Regions from separate parts of the Homo sapiens genome. Here region 1 is linked to region 2. A link is an interaction called in ENCODE POLR2A ChIA-PET data of the cell type or tissue named here. Cell type or tissue: GM12878. All regions are shown on one strand. Region 1 has its middle 33 kb from the start of SRGN. Region 2 overlaps HKDC1 (hexokinase domain containing 1).

Region 1 (2,500 bases), 170 kb after region 2:
TTGTGAGGGGCAGCAAGGAGCTGGCGGTCAGCATCTACCTGTCGAGGCTCAAGGAACAACTGCTCTCCTCCAGTCCAAGCTCTTCTCATTCCCTCACTGTTTGGGTTGCCCCCTCCCCCTTGGGTTAACAAGGCTGGAAAAAAGCCCTATTGCCCTCCCCCAGGGCTGCCATGGGAGGCCAAGGGGCACTTCTGCCAAAAAATGAGAAACGAGTAAGTGAGGGGGTGCTCTCACCCCAAACGGAAGTGAGACAGCCCTGACCGTGAGCGGTGTGACCTTTGCCTGCAGGCCACACAGGAAGAGAGAGGGAGTTACTGTGTCCACTACATACCACTCTGCCTTCTCTGGGGACAAGGAGCCTCCTCTGAATGTTCTTTACCTTCCGAAGATCTTTGCTTTGATCAGGGGCCCTTTTGGCCATCTGGCCAGCCTACAGACCCCCTTCTCAGAATGCTGTCTTAAAATACATCTAACATAGCCGGGTGCAGTGGCTCACGCCTGTAATCCCAGCACTTTGAGAGGCCGAGGTGGGTGGATCACGAGGTCAGGAGATTGAGACCATCCTGGCTAACACGGTGAAACCCCATCTCTACTAAAAATACAAAAAATTAGCCAGGTGTGGTGGCGGGCAACTGTAGTCTCAGCTACTTGGGAAGCTGAAGCAGGAGAATGGCATGAACCCAGGAGGCAGAGGTTGCAGTGAGCCAAAATCATGCCACTGCACTCCAGCCTGGGCGACAGAGCGAGACTCCGTCTCAAAAAAAAAAGAAAAGAAAAAAATCTAAGATACATAGGATTTCTATTGAAACAATTATGTTGAATGCCAGTAGCCAAAAATATTGTAAAATTTGTGATATGGTGATATATGTGCATCTTCATTAATGCATTAAATAACAAAATCTAGGAGGAATCTAATAATCATCTTACTTTTTAAGTGCAGATGAGCTTAAATCATATTTCAAGATACCCACAACAACCATAAAATGATATGAGAAGATCTGATTTCTAGGGTGACAAAGTCACAGGTACTGTTGACACTGCTGTGGTTTGACATTTACATTCATAACGGAAGAAAACACTCAATTTCAGTTGGAGGTTCATGAAAATTAAGGTGTCATTTATTCCCATTCAAGTTCATCAATTCTTTTGAATGCTCTCTGCGGAGCCACTGTAACTGCATCAGACCAATCTGGTTCAGCTTTTTTTTTTTTTTTTTTTTTTATACTTTAAGTTTTAGGGTACATGTGCACAATGTGCAGGTTAGTTACATATGTATACATGTGCCATGCTGGTGCGCTGCACCCACTAACTCGTCATCTAGCATTAGGTATATCTCCCAATGCTATCCCTCCCCCCTCCCCCCACCCCACCACAGTCCCCAGAGTGTGATATTCCCCTTCCTGTGTCCATGTGATCTCATTGTTCAATTCCCACCTATGAGTGAGAATATACGGTGTTTGGTTTTTTGTTCTTGCGATAGTTTACTGAGAATGAGCTTTTATGTAACAAAGATGTGAGTTGTTTCCCAGTTGCCTCAGACCCTCGGGTCACAAAACCTGAGCATGCGCAGATGAACCAAGCCTGCAACCACAGGGGAACCCAAGTGGGGGCTGAATGAAGAATCAGACACTGGGCCAGGCGTGGTGGCTCATGCCTGTAATCCCAGCACTTCGGGAGGCTGAGGTGGGTGGATCACAGGAGGCCAGGAGTTCGAGACCAGCTTGGCTCACATGGCAAAACCCTGTCTCTACTAAAAATACAAAAAGTAGCCAGGTGTGGTGGTGCTTGTCTGTAATCCCAGCTAGCTGAAGCACAAGAATCGCTTGAGGCTGGGCTTGGTGGCTCACGCCTGTAATCCCAGCACTCTGGAAGGCCGAGGCGGGGGAATCATGAAGTCAGGAGATCGAGACCATTCTGACTAACACAGTGAAACCCCATCTCTACTAAAAGTATAAAAAGTTAGCCGGGCGTGGTGGCGGGCACCTGTAGTCCCAGCTACTCAGGAGGCTGAGGCAGGAGAATGATGTGAACCCAGGAGGCGAAGCTTGCAGTGAGCCGCGATTGCGCCACTGCACTCCAGACTGGGCAACGGAGCCAGACTCCATCTCAAAAAAAAAAAAAAAAAAAAGAATTGCTTGAGCTTGGTGGGTGGAGGTTGCAGTGAGCTGAGATTGCGCCACTGCACTCCAACCTGGGTGACACAGTGAGACTCCATCTCAAAAAAAAAAAAAAAAGAAGAAGCAGGCACTGCATGGCAGGATCCAGTCGGATCACTACCCTATGCTTATAAAACGTGACCCAGTCCCCGGCTCAGGGGGACACTGCTTTGGGACTTGTTACAAGTCATAAAATCCCCTTGCTACATCCTCTCTGGTGGCGGTCATTGAACTGATACCCACCAAGTGGCCGAACCCACCAGTTGTGTGGATAACACTACAGGGTTATGAATCTTTTACCCGGGTCCTTCCATGTCACCGGGACAGCTTCTAGAGCAGGGGTT
Region 2 (2,500 bases):
CAGTGGCTGAATGCGGAGATTCCTGGAGATTCAGAGTCCCCAGGGGGAGGGGCTGGGAAAGTGTGTATTAGGAAACACTCGAGGCTCCAGGCTGACGACCTCAGGGCTCCCGGGCTCACCCCCAAGGCCTATTTGGCCTTGGAGGCTGACTGGAGGCTAAGGCCTGGAACAGAGCCAGCAGGGGTCAAGCCAAAGAATCACAGTCACCCTCATGCTTCCCATGCCCCTTCCATGACTGGCAGAGAAGGCTCCAGTATTAACACAGCACTTTTAAGGCACTTGATCCTGTCAGAACAGACCACTGCAGCCCCCTGACCAAAAGGCTGGGTGGTAACTAAGGCTCAAACAGGTGACTCCCTCGCAGATAGGTCCTGATGGGAGTAGGCAAACTCAGGACTTCTCTGGAAGCTGCATACATTTCTGAAACGGACACCATAAGGAATTAGGAGAGTTTTGCTTGTTTTTTGTCGGTAATCATGAAATTATACCACCAGCTCACAAGAGCTAGGAGGACTTGGGACAAGATTTTAGAGATGTTAAAGCACGCCATCCACATGATCTCATTAAATCCTGACAATCATGTATGGTGCCGGGATTTACCAAGAACACCTGGCTTATTAGGGACTCTGGGCCCAGGGACCTCGGCACAACAGAATCACTGGTGAGATGCTTTGTGTGGTGAGAGGCTCTGCGGAGACGGGGATGGGGAGCTGGGCGTCTTCCCGGCTAAGGAGGAGAGAGTTTCTATGACTTAGTTAGTTTCACTTCTGAACCTTCAGAAGCAGCCAGGGCCAGGAGGACACCGCCTGTCCCAGAGCCTCCAGACCATCAAAGGCCACCTTCCCTTGCTTCTGGGGACACACCTTGTCTGTATCAGGAGGAGGGGCTGCAGTCCAGGAAGCCAGGCGGACTTAGCCCTGGTGCTCCCCACATGACTCAGCTGCTTCCTCCCAGGGGCCCCAGATGCCCTGTCAAGGACACGTCCCAGTACTCTCGTCAAGCTGTGGCAAGGACAGAGCCAAGATTTCAAAGTAGGGCTGTCTCTCTCCGAAGCTCAACGTCCTTCCAGGACAGGGCACTGTCCATCCCAAGCACCTACCCACAAGTGAGGGCACAGGGCCTTTCCCAGTGCAGTGTCCCAGGGCCTCTCAACCAGCAGAGCCAAGCTACCTTGATCCAGGCATTGCTCCAGAGAGGTCCAGAACACGACTGATCCCATCAAAGCCCCCTGAGAGCTCCCAAACCTCAGACCCTGCTCCTGCGAGAGCCCCAGTGCTCTTTCACGAGCTCGGTTTGGGCACTGGGACCCTGACATGGGAGAAACCCCTTGGTCCTTGGTGGTTCTGTCTGAACAGCCACACCACAGGGTTGTCACAGGAAATATGTGGCTCAGCGAGTCCCCAGCACCCCATGACCACAGTGGTTGCTCAGTAAATGGCAGCTTTCTCTCTTTCTTTCTTTCTTTTTCTTTGCTTTCTTTCTTTCTTCTTTCTCTTTCTTTCTTTCTCTTTCTTCTTTCTTTCCTTTCTTTCTTCTTTCTCTCTCTTTCTTTCTTTCTTTCTTCTTCCTTTCTTTCTTTCTTTTTTGATGGCGTCTCGCTCTGTCACCCAGGCTGGAGTGCAGTGGCGCAATCTCGGCTCACTGCAACCTCTGCCTTGCAGGTTCAAGTGATTCTCCTGCCTCAGCCTCCCGAGTAGCTGGGATTACAGGTGCATGCCATCACACCTGGCTAATTGTTGTATTTTTAGTAGAGGTGGAGTTTCACCATGTTGGCCAGGCTGGTCTCGAGCATCTGACCTCAAGTGATCTGCCCCCCTCGGCCTCCCAAAGTTCTGGGATTACAGGCGTGAGCCACCACTCCAGGCCAGTAGCAGCCCTTTTCCCTCTTACAGCTTCATTCAGAGGCTGAGAATGGAAGAGTTGGATGGGACCTCATAGATCCTATCTACAGATTTCTAGGCCATTGTAGGCAAAATAATGTCCCCCACCCCCAACAAAGATGCTCACATCCTAATCCCCAGATCCTGTGAATATCTGAGGGTGCAAGGCAAAGGGGAATTAAGGTTGCAGATGGGATCAAAATTGCTCATCAGCTGACCTTGAAGTTGGGAGATTATCCTGGATTATCTAAGCATGACTAACGTGATCACAGGATCTTTAAATGTTGAAAGGAGGCAGAAGGTCAGGTCAGAGAGGGACCTGAAGAGGCTACACTGCTGGCTTTGAGAACAGAAAGGGGCATGCCTCAAGGATGCAGGTGGCCTCTCGAAACTGGAAAAGTTAAGGAAACAGATTCTCCCCTCAAGCTTCCAGAAGGAACGCAGCCCTGCCGACACCTGAATTTTGGCCCAGTGAGACCCACTGCAAACTTCCGTCCACCAGAACTGTCAGAGAATATATTCGATTGTTTTCAGCCACTGTGATTGTAGTAATACATCACAGCAGCCATAGGAAACAGATACATAGGCCATTTCTCATTCTACAGCTGGGCAAACTGAGG

Evidence for each region. ChIA-PET counts read pairs that join two places held together with the same protein. Peaks named below come from ENCODE experiments on the same cell type or tissue, not always from the same donor. Only the 100,000 strongest peaks of a DNase experiment are listed, where the experiment ranks them.
Region 1: POLR2A ChIA-PET joins it to region 2 with 9 read pairs; 3 of 35 experiments call an interaction of 5 or more read pairs at or near these places.

What each region holds. Positions count from the first base shown.
Region 1 is chr10:69,054,021-69,056,520 of GRCh38, reverse strand. No RefSeq gene overlaps it. Among named protein-coding and RNA genes, the nearest start is that of SRGN, 33 kb to the left of the region's middle. RefSeq lists a silencer at 1,610-1,659. In GM12878, no CTCF peak of the experiment used is centred here; no DNase peak of the experiment used is centred here; H3K27ac peaks cover 2,224 bases.
Region 2 is chr10:69,227,950-69,230,449 of GRCh38, reverse strand. The region is part of intron 2 of HKDC1 (hexokinase domain containing 1); the gene reads right to left. All of the region lies in intron 1 of LOC101928994 (a long non-coding RNA gene), which reads left to right. Among named protein-coding and RNA genes, the nearest start is that of HKDC1, 8.9 kb to the right of the region's middle. RefSeq lists enhancers at 613-662, 703-762, 1,062-1,231. In GM12878, no CTCF peak of the experiment used is centred here; DNase peaks (open chromatin) are centred at 979 and 1,269; H3K4me3 peaks cover 544 bases; H3K27ac peaks cover 1,220 bases.